Linked DNA regions of Homo sapiens: region 1 is linked to region 2. The links are chromatin loops, found by intact Hi-C in ENCODE. Cell type or tissue: upper lobe of right lung. All regions are shown on one strand. Links, peaks and the distances in the headings refer to the core of each region. The heading gives the core; the rest is flanking DNA.

Region 1 (8,340 bases), core at 128-8,127, 63 kb before region 2:
AGTGTTGAACAAAATGTAGAACGAGCCTATGCCCCTGGAAGATTTTCGGTGTCGAGGAGACAGGCTAAGCACACACACAAACTGCAGACACTAAGCCATTGTCCACTAGGGACCAGAAGCTTCTGTGAGATACTGTGGTGGTGGAGGAGGTGGTGCTTTGGCAGAACCCCTAACCTCCCTGCCTTCCCCAGCTGGAAGGAGTCTCTCCTAAGTCCCAGCTTCTCACCTCATTTTTCTTTTCTCCCTCCTTCCCATTTTTGTCTCCCTCCAGAGACAGAATGTGCTATAACCTTCTGGAAACTTCTACTATTTTCCTGCAACCTGACTACCCCTTAGGTGAGGGAGTCCAGAATGCTGGCTTGAAATGGGAGAGAGAAAGAACTGCCACATAATTTGCAAGATCTTTTTTGAAAAAGAAAAGGTATTAAGAATTCCAGGACAGCATTAGGAATGTATTAAACCAGGTGAGAGACATCATATGACAGCACAGCTCATACATTCACAAACCTGATGCCAGGGAGGAAAATATGCAATGAGGAATAGTCAAAAAACACTACAGATTAATAACCCAATAAATTATCCTGATGTTTATGTACTTTTATATGTACATACAGTTTTAACGTAATTGTCATCATTTTTCATTCCCCCGATAAAAAGGAAGCTATGGAGTATGATGGTGGCCATGAAATCTGAGACTAGACTGCCTGGTTCAGGTCACACCTCCATGGTCACCATCTGTGAGCCCTTAGGCGGTGCCTCTATCTCCTCTTCTGCAAAAGGGAAACCTTGACCTCTCCTTCTCCTGGACTGAGTGGATTAGGACAGAGCAGTGCCTGGAACGAGTGGGGCTGTAGGCACTGTAGTGATGCTTCTCTGTGGGTCAGGTCTGCTCTGGCCCAGACTTACACCATTGAGCAACCCACAGAGGAGCCTGGGCTAGTGGAGCACCCACCCACAGAGCTGAGACAGGCAATGGAGACCCTCATGCAAGCCCAGGACACCTCGGGGGCTCCATTCTCTGAAGAAAACTAAGACAGGGGAAGGGGCTGCACACTCATAGGACTCTAGTAGGCATTCAGTTATTTTGTACTTTTCTTTATGTATTATCACTTTTGTGTTAAGAGTAATTCTGGAATAGTTTATATTTTGATGCTATATTTAATAGAATTTTTTTTCTCTCAATAGATATCTTGATTAGTTATACCTTAAACCTATGTTTAGTATACTTTCCTTAAATTTGTCTATTGTATAGAATTCTCTTTGTTCTATTCATTCCAATAGATTTTTATTTACCTCTCTTGGGTTTTCTAAGTGGACACATTGACTGAAAACAAGATGGCATTCTATCCTCCTGTGTAACAGTTAGAATCACCACTTAGCTTTACCTGCCACGGTGTTGCCCAGGGCATTTGCAGTCATACTAAACAGTAATGTCATGCAGAGGATCATTATTTTGTCCCCAGCTATTATTTGGAATACAAATATGTTCTGTCCATGGGCCTCTTCTCTACTCTAGCTCAGGAGTTACTTTGATAATGAGCTACACAATTCGATCTCCCACCACTATCCTTTTTGGGGAAAATTTTTACCTTTATGTTCTTTATTAAAAAGGGTTTATATTTCTCTTCCTGTTAAAAAATTATTTTAGTTTCTGAGTATTACATGCTTCACAAAATAAAGTTAGTTGATTTTATTTATTTTATATTGTGGAAAAATACATACACAGAGCACTGGAATGATAATAATAATACAAAGAATAAGAAAAAGAATAACAAAGCTAACTAAATAACTTGCCCAAAGTCAGACTGTCAATAAGTGGCAGAAATGGGATTTAGATATTTCCTTGAATGAGCTCTTCTGAGAATGAGCTCTACCTTGAAGATGATTTTTAAGAAAAGACAAAAATATGCCAGCTGCCAGAAAATTACAGAATAGAGTCCATTTCATTCAAAGAATTGTGCAGATACAACACAAATCAGAAGTTAAGAGTAATAGTTTACTTGACAATGGTTCACAGTGTCTTTTTTTGGTTTCAGAATAAGGAACAGCGGAGCTTCCCCCTAAGACCCTGGTGTGTTTCTGCATCAGGAAACCTTCTCTCCTGCAATGTGGTGAGTTGGATTTATGGCAGTTGTACCTGCTGCTTGGAAGCCAGACTGCCTGGAAATTAATCTTGACATTGACCAACTGCATAACTGTGGGGGAAATTAACCTCCAAGATTTTGCTTCCTTATCTATAAAATGGCAGTGATTATAGTGCTTGCTTCCAGGACTAAAGTGAGATAGTGCATGGGACACGCTTAGCCCAGATGCTGATCGTTAGTAAGTATCCAGTGCGGTTAACAATATCACATCTAGTATCCCCGATCATGGTTCCATCCTTCCATGGCTTTCTGGAAAGGTTAGCAGTGGTACTAATGGTGAATGGGTTTTGGGTCCTGGAGTCCTCTGATAATTTGATGAGCATTTACATGATCTGAGTAGAAAAGAAAAGTGCATGTGAACACAGGCATCTCATTTCTTTTCAGAAGATTCAAATTCTGCATTAAGAACCCACAACTAAGTAAGTTCATGGTTCCTTCTTTCACGTGTCTGGTTAAATAATTCTCAGATGTTAGGATGACTGGGACACTGGGGTTCCACTTCCCCAGGACATTGAATTTGTAACAAATATCTCATGTGCTTCCATATAGTTAAATCTGGCTGCTTCAGATGCTGACTTCATTCCTCACTTCATCTTACACCCCTGCCTGATTTTCCTTCTGCTTTACTTATATCGTCTATTTTTATTTTATTCTCATTGCCAATGTTGTGGCCATGTTTGTAAGCCATCTTAAATCCCTTGTGGGAGGCAGAGAGCAACGACGTGGAGTATTAAACAAAATACTCACACATTCCACTGCCTCTGCGGGCAGGGCCAGGTGGAGCCACAGTTGTTCTCTCTACTGTGAGGCTGCAAGGCCTGGAGGTGGGTTTCGGTGAATTCCTAAGCTAGTTCCCCTGCTTTCCTGGTGCTAATGACTTCACTGGAGCTAACCAGAGAGCAGCCGCTGTGGAGTCTTGCTGCTGCCTGTTTTCCTCTCATGTTTGATAGAGGATTTCTACTATGATCCCTCCAGAGACCATGGCCTGCTGGCTGTGTCCCCACACTGGTTTCTGGGTTTCTGGTCCCACCATTTGTCAGATGAAGTGTTACTTGTGGTCAGCATTTACCAGTCAAGCTGGGCTGGGGATCCACACAGGCTATGGCGTTTTCTGGTCATAGAGAAGCCCTAGAAGCCAATAATTCCTCATGTATTAGTCAGGGTTCTCCACAGAAACAGAAACAGAAGCAACCGGATCTCTCTCTCTCTCTCTCGCTCTCTGTCTCTCTCTCACACACACACCATACATATTTTTGTTTTGTAACTCATTTTGTTTTGTAAACTAGGGTTAATGATAAGTAACCAGCAAAGGTTTCATGAGGATGAGAGAGAGAGAGAGAGAGAGAGGAGAGAGAGTATGTGTGTGTGTGTGTGTGTGTGTGTATGTGTGTAAAGAGAGAGAGCGATTTATGTTGAGGAATTGGCTTACACAAATCATGGATTCTGAGAAGTCCCTGGGTCTGCAAGCTGGAGAGCCAGGAAAGCCCATGGTGTGATTCAATCTGTTTCTAAAGGCCTGAGAACCAGGGGAGCCGATGATACGAATCCTTGTCTGAGGGTCAGAGAAGGTGAGATGAGATGTCCCAGTTCAAGCAGGCAGACAGGAAGCACACAGGGTAAATTCCTCCTTTCTCTGCTTTTTTGCTCTACTCAGCCCCTCAATTGATTTGCTGAGGCCCCTCCACCTTGGGAAGGGCCATGTTCTTAAGTCATTCTGCCAATTCAAATGTTAATCTCTTCCAGAAACACCTTCACAGATACACCCAGAAATAATGTTTAAGCAAATATCTGGGCTTGACCCATGATCCAGTCAAGTTGGTAAATAAAATGAACCACCATATCTCACTTACAAACTCTTTCCCTCTAGATTCTAGAGCATCACTTTGATACTCTATGGTTCAAAATTATTTAGTGACTTTTTTTGGCCATATATTAAGTATTAATTGAATACAAAGCTGGTTAGATATTCAAAGCGATATGAGGAACCAGCCTTATAGCCATTATTCTGTACACATTCCTGGCGAGCCTGATGTCCCCTCAGCTTTCTTGGCTATTTGTCACTCCACACCTAGCTGCTTTTAATCTGGGGGTGTGGGGGTGGGCCTTTAAGACCTTTTGTTTCCCTTAAAATAGACTTAGGCAGTTGCTGCGTATAGCTGTTTTTTGTGGAAATGCATTTGTTACTTTTGAGAATACAGTGACCTCTTGCAGTTCTAGGAGTTCTCTTGAATTCAGAAGAGCCCCTACAACACCGAACCTGTGATTTTAAGGATCACTGATGCTTCCGTTGAAGGGCAGGTTCCCTGCATTCTCCTCTCCTGGGCCTTCCCCTCCCCATGCATTGCACTGTAAGTCTTCTATCTCTTTGTGCAGAAGGGAGTAACAGCAGGAATTGTTTAAGCAGCTCTCGTAGCCCTTCCATATGCACATTTTTGTAGCACACCAATATTAACCAAGGTGTAGATTGGGCACAATTTGCTTCCTAAGCAAATTCATCATGCAGGAGCCCATCTTTCCTCTTGATGTGATGTTGACTCTGCTCTCCCTTCCAGTGGCAAACAGATGGAAACTGGATTGGGAAAGCATCCCATGGAACAACAATCTTTTCTTCCTGTGGGACCTAGTGCATGATCCAGGTGGGGTCTGGAAGGATAGGCTCAGGGACAACGAGATGTGGGGGCATGAATGGCAGCCAGGCAAGCTGGGCTAGCTGAGCATAGCTCAGATCTCAGTCTGCAGAGGTCAGCCCTGGCAGAACATATGTGTCGGCCTCCTACCCCACAGATGAGCTGGAACGGCTCGCAGGGCTTCAGCTGGGGCAGGTGCAACACTTCCCCAAACAGCAGTTTGCAGGAAGTCCCATAGTTCCCACAGAGACTTAAACAGCAGAAGCAGTTCCTCCTGGCTGGACAGACACCCACAGTCCCACCTCCCTGGAACCCACATCTGTCTGTGAGCATAGTGGGTGCTCTGTGCCAGTTGATAAAAAATAGTGTAGAATTATCATTACTTGAACTTTTGCCTAACCTTTTATTGTGAAAAATTTGATATGTATCAAAAAATTGAAATCATTTTACAGTGAACACCATTTACCCACACCCTAAATCGCTCCTTTGCTACATAGTAGTTGCTTTATCACACGTGCGTGCTGCTAGCCATGCCTGTATCCACCCATGAATTCCTCTTATGCATTGTATTTTGGAGTAAGTTGCAGACGTCAGTTACATTTGTTTTTCATTGTAATATTTAATTAATTTAATTTAATTTATTTTTTTTTGATGGAGCCTCACTCTGTCCACTAGGCTGGAGTGCAGTGGTGTGATCTCCACTCACTGCAACCTCCAACTCCCGGGTTGAAGCCATTCTCCTGCCTCAGCCACCTGAGTAGCTGGGATTACAGACACGTGCCACCGCACCCAGCTAATTTTTATATTTTTAGTAGAGACGGGGTTTCACCACGTTGGCCAGGTTAGTCTTGAACTCCTGACCTCGTGATCTGCCCACCTCAGCCTCCCAAAGTGCTGGGATTACAGGCATGAGCCACCGCCACTGGCTTTTTTTTTTTTTTTTTTTGAGACCGAGACTTGCTCTGTCACCAGGCTGGAGTGCAATGGCGCGATCTTGGCTCATCGCAACCTGTATTTAATTAATTTTAAAGTTTCAAAGGAAGTTAATGAAAGGCATGATATTTTGTAATTACCAAAGGGGCCATGGGTTAAAACAAGCTGAAGAATAGCAGCTAGAAAACATGTTTTCCACTGTGAAGGCTGAGCTGTCTGGCCCTTAAGGAAGACAGGATAGTTATAGAAACATATTTGGTGGCCATGGTTAGTCCATCAAGGTCGGAAGACTCCAGCAGGTAGAGTCTGCGGCGCGCATCAGGAATCTGGGGGTGGGTTAGGCAGGGTGGATTTGTGAGATTAAAGGCACAGGGCTGAGGGACAACCCAGTAGATGGCACCAAGGACAGAAATGCAACCTGAAAACCAGTCTGGTGGCCTCACTGAAGTCTTGCTCTGAAGCACACAGAGAATGCAGGCCAGGTGTGACAAGCACAAGGAAGAGAGAGCCCGGCACCACAGCAGGAGGGCCCAGCATCAGAGGGACCGGGGGAAGATCCAGAACCTCTGCGGTAGCCACCTCATCCGGTATACCCGGGCTCCCGGGGCACTCACGGGCCAGCGTCCGACCAGACATCAGGGTGCAGAGTGTGGCTGCATGGACCCTTCGTCTTGTAATGATGGCCCTTGATTTGGGGTGGTTACATCCTCTAGGGGCACACCAGAACACTGCGTGTTTGCTTCTCTAGTCTACAAGGATTCTGTGTTCATTCCATTAACAGGGAATGGGCATTGTATGAAAGATGGTTCAGCCATGATGAAAGTTTGGGAAATTCCAGTTAAATCTAACAAGTTTCTTGACTATAGGACTTCTTAGATGTTTAGTGCACGATGTGGAATATGAATATCTAAGAAAGTAATGTATTATGAGGAGTTTCCCAATATTTCCACCCTCCATGGTTTGTAGCCTCTTTGGGAACTCATTTTTAGCACACGGCCCTAAGCTATCTGGGGTATCATTTGTTAATGCAGCTCACAGGACTCCATTGAGTTAAATTAAAGCTATATTCAGGGCAGAAAAAGAGAAAGCAAACAGTGCTTCAGACAGACAACAAGGCGTGGGGCAATCACACTTTTTCTCACCTGCTTCTTCATCAGAGCCATTCTGGGGGGAAAGACATAGACGTTTCTGCCCCTAAAAAGCACTGACTACCTCGGATCAGTCTAGGCTGCTGCGCGAAGACTTTCCTATTGCCTCTGGCCAGCTGTTTTCTTCTGCGTGGTTGTGGACTGAACCCTCTGCACATTTCAGCCCTGCATCTACGCTGTTTTATATGGCTTGGTTTTCTGAGTGTCAAGAGAAGGTCTAGGCTTTGGAATCAACATAACTTTTTCTTATTTTTTTTTTTTTTTTTTGAGACGGAGTCTCGCTCTGTCACCCAGGCTGGAGTGCAGTGGCACGATCTCGGCTCACTGCAAGCTCCGCCTCCCGGGTTCACGCCATTCTCCTGCCTCAGCCCCCCTAGTAGCTGGGACTACAGGTGCCCGCCACCACGCCCGGCTAGTTTTTTGTATTTTTTAGTAGAGACGGGGTTTCACTGTGTTAGCCAGGATGGTCTCGATCTCCTGACCTCGTGATCTGCCCACCTCGGCCTTCCAAAGTGCTGGGATTACAGGCTTGAGCCACCGCGCTTGGCCCAAAATAGCTTTTTCAAGTTTCCCTGCTCTATGATCATGAATACTTGTCATAAGCTCTCATTTTGTTTTATACACTAGGATTAATGATAAGTAATTAGCAAGAGTTTTATGAGAACGAGAGTTAATATAGATGCTGAGCCCTCCCTGAAATGTCTTGCATATAGTTAAGTGTTCAGTTAATGTACTGATGTGGTAATACAAGAATCATAATTGGTATCATTATCTCTGTTAAGATTTATTTCAAATTTCATAATGAATACTCAAAAAATATCCAGTGACTTGAGCTAGAAAAAAAGAAAAAAGTATTACATTAGAAAAATTTTTAAAGAATTGATTATATTATGTGTTGATTAAAGTCATATGATTTGAGAAAAATACTTTAGGATCAGAACAGAAAATGCTATGGTCTGTTTGTGTCCTCCAAAATTTATATGTTGAAATCCTAACACTTCAGGTGATGATGTTAGGAGATGGGGCCTTTCAGAGGTGACAAAGTCATGAGGGTGGAGCCCCCATGAATGGGATTAGTGCCCTTATAAAAGAGGTTTGGTGGCTTAAGCCTGCAATCCCAACACTTTGGGAGGCCAAGGCATGAGGATCGCTTGAGCTCAGGAATTTGAGATCAGCCTGGGCAATCAGTGAGACCCTCATCTCTACAAAAGTTTTAAAAATATTTGATAGGCATGGTGGCATGTTCCCGTAGTCCCAGCTACTCGAGAAGCTGAGGCAGGAGGATTGCTTGAACCCAGGAGGTCAAGGCTATAGTGAGCTATGATCACACCACTGCACTTTAGCCTTTGGCGACATAGTGAAACCCTGTTTCTGAAAAAAAAAAAAAAAAAAAAAAAAAAGAGGCTTAAGAGAACTCCTGTGACCCTTTCACCATGTGAGGACACAGAAAGAAGGCTCTGTCTATGAACCTGGAGGCAGGCTCTCATG
Region 2 (8,340 bases), core at 102-8,101:
AAACTTTGTCTCAAGAAAAAAAAAAAAAAAAAGAAAAGAAAAGAAAAAAAAGAAAAGAAAAGAAACAAAGACAATCCAGAGAACTAAGAGGTACTTTCAAACCTCTATTCAGAGTTAGAAGAGAAGAAATTACATTCGCAATTTAAGAACAGACTATTGTTCGGAAGGTATAAAATCAGAACATAGAATCAGTTCATGGGATTAAAAATATTGTACCTAAAGAAAACAGTTCAATAGAACTAATTTATAAAGTAAGAAATGTCTCAGTACAAAGAGATGAGAAACATGACAGAGAAAACTAGAGACAGAGAAAACTAGAGACAGAGAACAGAGATTGCTCATTCAGAAATGCTATCTTCTATTAGGAGTCTACAAAAGTAAAAGAGAGAGAAAAAAGGGGGAGTTTATTATATGTTTTAAACAATGATAGAAAAAAGGAATATATACATATTCAACTAGATCTTCATTTAGGCACATCCTAAGGCAATTTCAGAAAACTAAGAATAAAACAAAGACACTAAAACATTCTAAAAGCAACATGCATGTTACCTGCAATGGAAGAAGAAAAAGACTAGTAGAAAAGTTTCCATCAGTAACACTAGTTTTTAAAAGATGATGGAACAGTGCTTGAATGTTCTTAGGAAAATGATTTGGAACTTAAAATTTATTCCCAGTCAAACTATAGATCAAATGTAATTGAAAAAAATTTTAAAATACACTTTTAGACATTCGGGGAAGGATTAGAAAGTTTACTTTTCATCTATGTACTTTTCTGAAGGTGCAGAAAAATATTTTCTAAGATCTCTTGAAAATACACTGTTGCAAAAACAAACAAAAGGAGTGCAACCAAGGAGAATACAACGCCTCTAATAAACAGGGGTCATAACCTAAGGGCTCCTGAAAAGCAACCCCAGGAGGCTAGCTGGCACTCAGATCTGGAGAGAAGACAGCAAAAGGAGAATTTTTTTTTCTCCCGGTGGTCACAAATTAGATAATTTCCTCAATATGATAATACTTATGCAAAGATTCTGCGCCCACAAAAGAAAACAAATAAACTTAATGGATATGTACACACAGAATATGTATAAAATTGTGCCTGGAAAGTACGCTACCATCTTGATAGGTGTTACTTTGGGGAAATGGCGTAGGAGGTGAGAGAATAAGGGAAGGTTAGGAGGTTAGAAAAGATGTTTTTGCAATATTTTCATTTCTTTTACAAAAAGATACTATCAGAACGTCCAGCAACATAATCTTGGCTGTGGTATAGACTGTTTAATAGCTTTGTGGAGATATAATTGGCAAACAATAACCTGCATGTATTTAAAGTGTATACCTCAAAAAGTTCTGACATTTGTGTACACCTGTGAAACCATCACCACAATCCAAGTGAAGAACATGCCAATCTTCCCTAAAGTCTCCTTATGCTTACTCTTACTCCCTCCGGCCCAACCCTCCTCCCCACCCCAGGCAGACACTAAGATACTTTCTGTCACTATACATTAGTTTACATTTCCTAGAATTTTACATAAATGGAATTACACCAGATGCATGCTTGTTGTTCCAGTGTAATTATGAAGAGCATCCCTTTCCTGTTTGGACAATAAACTGTACTATAATCAACCTACTACCAGGCAAGTAGCTAGTTGAAGCCTGTTCTTGAGTCCTGGTTGCCTTTTTCCAAGGAGAGACCACGCTGACTCTTGCTTTTCCTGTCTTTCCACTTGATGCTTTTACTCCCTTGTAGATACTCTGGTTTCTGTCTGGTAAGAGTAGTGACTTGGGCTGGTCTAACTTGAACAAAAGGACCAGCATGGAGTGCTTTGAACATTTTGACGGATTCAACTTTCAATGTTGTGATGAGTAAACATAGTCTTGAGTATAACCCAAGTTAGAAGCTCAGAGGCACTTGTAGTTAAAGTAAGCAATTTGGAAACTTACCATCAAGAATAAAGTTGGAGGGCTGGTCATAGTATTTCGTGCTTGTAAACAGCTACTTGGGAGGTCCAGGTAGGAGAATTAACTTGAGGCCAGGAGTTCAATACAAGCCTGGGCAACTTAGTGAGAACTTGTAAGCAAACAAATAGAGAGATAAATAAATAAATTTTGAAAAGAATTTTTAAAAATTAGCCAGGTATGGTGGCTTACACCTGTAGTCCCAGCTACTTGGAAGGGTGGGGCAGAAGGATCACTTCAGCCCGGGAATTCGAGGCTGCAGTGAGCTACGATTGCACTGCTACACTCCAGCCCCGGTGACAGAGCAAGTCCCCATCTCATAATAAAAATAATAAAATGGGGAGAAAGAACATAAATAAGAAACACTGTGAACTCTATTCTACAAGCTGTCATTAGCTCACCCCCAGGAGGTTTTCTCTCCCATGTTTATCTCTGCTCTCCCTACGTCTCACAAGTCAGACAGGGTGGGATTGATAGAGTTGGCCAGACAACACCCACTGAGGAAATTTCCCTGAAAGAAATGTCAGGTTTCAGTTACCATGGATGCACACACAAAATGCCCCTACTTGATGGCATAAATGACCATTTGACTATACTTGCAGATTCTGTGATTGGGAGTTCAGACACGTGCTGCAGAGATAGCTCATCTCTGTTCCACGATGTCTAGGGCTTCAGCTGGGACAACCTGGAACTTTGTGGTTTGCTTGGCCAGCTAGAGGCTGGAACCATCTGGAAGCTTTCTCACTCGCATGTCTGGTGCCCAGAATGCAATGATTCAAAGGTTGGAATCAGCTGGGGCTCTGTGCCTGCACATGGCATCTCCATGTGACTTGAGTTTCTCACAGCCTGGAGGCTGAGCTCTGAAAAGGAGGGTTTCAAAAGGGATCGTCCAGACAGCAAGTGTCCCAAGAGAACCGGGCTGAGGTCCATGCTTTCTGACCAAGTTCCTGAGGCCAGCCCAGCTTCAGCAGGGTGGCTTTAGTGGGGACTAGGATGGCCACATTGAAGAAGAGCATGGAGGATGGGATGTGTATAAACTACTTGGGCTGCCATAACAAAAACTGTTGAGTTGGTAGCTTAAATAACAGAAATTTATTTTTCACAGTTCTGGAGGTTGGAGGTCCAAGATCAAGGTTCTGGCCAATTTGGTTTCCAGTAAGGGCTCTCTTGTTGGTTTGCAGGTGGCTGTCTTCCCACTGTATCCTTACATGGGGTGGCAGCAGGGAGGAGAGCGATTTTCCTCTTCTTATAAGAAGGACACCAATTCTATCACATCAGGGCTCCATTTTTATGATCTCATTTCTTCATTTAGCCTTAATTAGTTAAGGCCCCATCTCCAAATAAAACCACATTGGAAATTAGGGCTCCAGCATATTAATTTCAGAGGACCCAAATGTTCCATCATAACAGGATATTGTTGGGTCTGTCATTGATAAATACAGTCTTCCCAAGCCAGTGACATTAAAAGTAAAAAGGAGAAGAAGAAGGAGAGGAAAAAAATCTTTTTCTTTTTTTTTTTTGAGATGGAGTCTCGCTCTGTCTCCCAGGCATGATCTTGTCTCACTGCAACTTCCACCTCCTGGGTTCAAGCAATTCTGTGCCTCAGCCTCCCGAGTAGTTGGGATTACAGACACCCGCCACAACGCGTGGCTAATTTTTTGTATTTTTAGTAGAGACAGAATTTCAACATCTTGGCCAGGCTAGTCTTGAACTCCTGACCTCGTGATCCACCCACCTCAGCTTCCTAAAGCCAAAATCTCATAGAATAATGTATTAGTCCATTTTCTCTTGCTTATAACTGAATACCTGAAACTGGTAGTTTATACAGAAAAGGAATTTGCTTCTTATGGAAGCTGGGAAGTCCAAGATAAACAGGGAGCATCTGGTGAGAGACTTCTTGCTGGTGATGTCTCTCTGCAGAATCCTGAGGCAGTGCAGGGCATCACATGGTGAGGGGGCAGAGTGTGCCAGCTGAGGCCTCTCTTCCTCTTCTTATAAATCTGCCAGTTCCCCTCCCACCATAACCCATTGACCTATTAACCCATGAGTGGAATAATTCTTTCATGAGGGAAGAGCTCTCATGACCCAATCACCTCTTAAATGTCCCACCTCTCAGTATTGCCATATTGGGGATAAAGTTTCAACATGAATTTTGGAGGAGACGTTCAAACCACAGCAAATATATAGTGCTGAATTACCTTTGAATTACAAAAAGAAAAATGGAGTCAATGAAGAACAGTTCCCTGGGGAAAAGTTAGAGCATGCTTTGGTGGGGGAAGAAAATCTCTGAATTAAGTTTCACTGGATTCCACCAGCTTGACTACTAATTGTGAGACATTCTGCAATCATTTGACAGAATTTTCTCATCTACAAAATAAAAGGTGCCTGGGCAATCACCATGAGCCCTCCTGTCTCCAAAATTATAGCTTCCTGACTCCAACAGCTTGACTTCTTCTCCCATAGCTTATGCTATATTTCCCTATAATTATCTGCTTCCTTCATCCTCCTGCCACAAAAATTAACCTTTATGCTTCTTTTGATACCACTCAAATATCACGCTCTCAAGGAAATTGTTGATTTCCTTTATAAAATGTAATACAGCTTGTGCCTATGTGTGCAGCACCCTTTATTTTAGGTAGCTGGTATGATCTTTCTCTGGACTCATGGTGATGGCATTTGGGTTAAAGGAAAGAGCATTTTTTTATTTTTGGTTAATAGCAAAAACAAAAACTTGTTTTTTACCCAAAATTCGAATCTCTTCCAGTTTAACTAGTCCCTCACCAATAAATAGAAAAATACAATTTTAACTTGCTTGTCAAAGCTATTGATTGCTTCTCTCCAAGTTTCCCATCTCCTTCCACCTTCCGAAGTGGCAAGAGAAGATTCCACAGCCCAGGAAGTGAGCCCTGAATGATAGGAGCTTCTGGATGACACCAGGGCTCTGACCTGATAGAGCTGATAGTCTGGTCCCTGGGCAACACGGACCAGACCACTGAAGTGCGATAAGACCATCTGCCCCTCTGGGTGCTGTGCTGGTCCCACTGATGAAGCGTATGACTCTGGGGAAGCATCCTCCACAGTGCAGAATGAGCCCAAATCTCACCTGATTCTCAGGTTCTCTTAGCTCTTTCTGGTCCCCTACCTACGGCCACAAGAGGTGAAACAAAAACCCCCTCAGGTAACCAGTTTATTGAATGAAGAGGACTCAGATCAGGAAAATACCAGAGAAGCTTTATTGTGTCTAATCCCTGCATGCAAAATTCACTCTGTGAACCTGTTTCTTTTCTGCTTACCTCTCAATTAACATCTTGGATAGGTATTGTGGCTTTCTGGTGCCTTTGGTTATAGGAACAGTCTCATCTCAGTAATTGTGTTGGTCAGTCCAATGTAATGATCAAACTTCCATTATTATCACATTAAAATTGATTTCTGGCTGGGCATGGGGTGGCTCACGCCTGTAATCCTAGCACTTTGGGAGGCCGAGGTGGGCGGATCACGAGGTCAGCAGATCAAGACCATCCTGGCCAACATGGCGAAACCCTGTCTCTACTAAAAATACAAAAATTAGCCGGGAGTGGTGGCGCACGCCTGTAGTTCCAGCTACTCAGGAGGCTGAGGCAGGAGAATTGCTTGAATCCGGGAGGTGGAGGCTGCAGTGAGCCGAAATCGTGCCACTGCACTCCAGCCTGGGCAACAGAGCGAGACTCCACCTCAAAAAAAAAAAATGTTTTCTTTGCCAACTTGGGCTTGTTTCAGGACTAGAAAGTTGCAAGGGAATTGAGACAGGTGTGGGTGGGTCCTTTTATTCAATGCACTGTCTCCTGCAGGCTAGTGAGGCCCGAAATCAGAAAAGGAGCAGTTTGCTCCAAAGGTTGCTGTCTTTACCCTTGTGAGCTGGGCATCATCAGCCACAATCTCTGACCTTTGTGCTTTTTCCAGACAAGTCTCAGAAACCAGGTCTCATGGCTCTCAAGTTCCAGGAGGGATAGCCAGTGTCTCTCAGTGGTGTCTGGAAGCCCCCTTGCTTGATGGGAAGGGTGAATGCAAGCGCCCTCCTCATCCTGATGGAGAGTGCATAGTGGCACAGTGACAGCTTCTGAAGAATTATGCTTTACTATGCCAGCCTTTTTCATCATTTAGACCCTGCAAGTGGGTGACTGGCCGAACCTGACTATCTTAGTTTCAAATTCACAAACCTTAGCTGGTTGTCCACAGTTGATGTAACTCCTTGCTTTAGTGTTTGGCATTGATTTCAATGTTCTAGACTGTGATGACTACTGTGGTACCACTAGCCACATGTGGCTTTTCAAAACTTAACATGCAGTTAGTCCTAACTGAGCTGTGCTGTCATTTAGAAACTACCAATTGTGATAATTTGGTAAGATAAAAATGTAAAAAATATCATCAATGCATTTTAGATTGGTTTTGTGTTAAAATAATAACACTTTGCATATATTAGGTTAAATAAAATATAGCATTAAGATTACTTTCACCAGTTTCTGTCTATATTTTTAAAATATGACCACTAGGAAATTTGAAACTACCTATGTGGTGTGTTTATACTTGTATTGTGTGGGCAACTGCTTTATCAGATCCAGCCAGAGTCCCATTTAAACAGGAAATTTTATCACCCAACCACCTTGAGGATCAGGGGATTAGTTCAGCCTATCTGATTAAAATATCTGTTAGTAGGTTGGACGTGGTAGCTCATGCCTGTAATCCCAGCACTTTGGGAAGCCAAGGCAGGCGGATTATGAGGTCAGGAGTTTGAGACCAGCCTGACCAACATGGCGAAACCCTGTCTCTACTAAAAAAAAAAAATACAAAAAATATCTGGGCATAGAGGCAGGTGCCTGTAATCCCAGCTACTCAGGAGGCTGAGGCAGGAGAATCGCTTGAACCCAGGAGGCTGAGGTTGCAGTGAGCCGAGATTGCACCATTGCACTCCAGCCTGGGTGACAGAGTGAGACAACGTCTCAAAAAAAAAAAAAAAAAAAATCCATCAGTAATTTCTAAACTACTCCCTGCGCTGACATCATGATGTTGTAGCACCAAGTTGAACTTCTATAGATGCTCACAGGTTTCAGGAACTTGCAACCAGGAAGAGCCTTGGTAAACACCCTAGGCTTTGGTTGGAACTCAGAAGTCTCCACCTTAGGAGTGAGAATGCCCTGGAAACAGCCCTCTCCAAAGGTTCAGGTTCCTGAATTCCTGGTTCTCTAATTGGATGAAGGTGATGCAGGAGTGCTAATGCTTCTTTTCCTAGCTTCCTGACAGAAGCAATATCTTCCTGCAGGAAGATTTTATCCTCTAGAGACCAGAATGAGCACTACAATTTTCTATCACCGTGTTTCTCACTCAATCAAAAATAATTGGGCATTCAAGGAGAGAAAACCTGACCCGACTAGAAAAGAAAAGAAACAATGAAAAGAGATCCACAGAACATTCAGATGATGAAGTTATCAAGCAGGGACATTAAAACAAATATAATTAATATGTTGGAGGCATTAAAAGACAGGATTGAATGCTTTAGTAGAGGACAAACATATAAAAAAATAGAATACACATACTGGAAATAAAAAAATACAGCAGCTGAAACTGAGAGAAATTAGTGGGTGAGTTTAACAGCCATTAGAGAGAGAGAAAGCGTGAACTAATGAAGTAGAAGGGAGATTTTTTTTTCTCTGACATTTTGTCAGAAAACGAAGTCATTACTGGAGATTTCTTTTTTTAAACTGGAAGCTTTATAACAAAATATGCTTTATACCGAAATATACCGAAAGGATACACTTTCTCCCCTCTGCTGTGTCAAAAAAGTTCTATTTTTTCTCATAATAGGTCCTCATACATGTGCTATTGTGTTCTTACTAAGTATTTGATAGGATTTTTGCTATTTGCTATCATGAATGGGACATTCTTAGTAAATTATTCTAAGATGTATTCAATTGATTCTCTTGAACTGTTAAAGTATAATCTTGGCTGCAAATCAGGATACGTAGTCTTGTTCTTTCCAACACACATGGCTGTTTCTTAATTTACAGATATGATCCCATTTCTAGATTAAACACTTGTGGTGAATATTTTTTAAATAATTATTAAATTTGATGTCTGCTGCAGATTTTGGTATATACATTTTATTGGGTTCAGAGGTTGTATTTTATCCTGGATTTCCTTGTTTGATTGTATAACAATGAGAATCGATGTCAAATTTTACCTATTGCTTTCTTTTCAGGAGATTTATTAAGATGTTCTAATTGCTTAATATAGTGGATTTTATCAATACACTTTCTAATAATCAGCCATTTTCTATTCCCAAGATAGTCCTTTAGGTCATGAGATATGATTGTTTCACTATGCTGCTGTTTTTTTCTTGTAGTTGCATCTATG

What was found. A loop is a pair of places that touch in the nucleus more often than their neighbours do. Peaks named below come from ENCODE experiments on the same cell type or tissue, not always from the same donor. Only the 100,000 strongest peaks of a DNase experiment are listed, where the experiment ranks them.
Region 1: a loop joins it to region 2, with 3 times the contacts of the local background. A loop is called at or near these places in 5 of 110 quality-filtered maps.

Annotation. Positions count from the first base shown.
Region 1 is chr9:90,004,678-90,013,017 of GRCh38, forward strand. No RefSeq gene overlaps it. Among named protein-coding and RNA genes, the nearest start is that of MIR4290, 15 kb to the right of the region's middle. In upper lobe of right lung, for the core only: no CTCF peak of the experiment used is centred there; a DNase peak (open chromatin) is centred at 4,922.
Region 2 is chr9:90,067,527-90,075,866 of GRCh38, forward strand. No RefSeq gene overlaps it. Among named protein-coding and RNA genes, the nearest start is that of MIR4290HG, 30 kb to the left of the region's middle. In upper lobe of right lung, for the core only: no CTCF peak of the experiment used is centred there; a DNase peak (open chromatin) is centred at 3,895.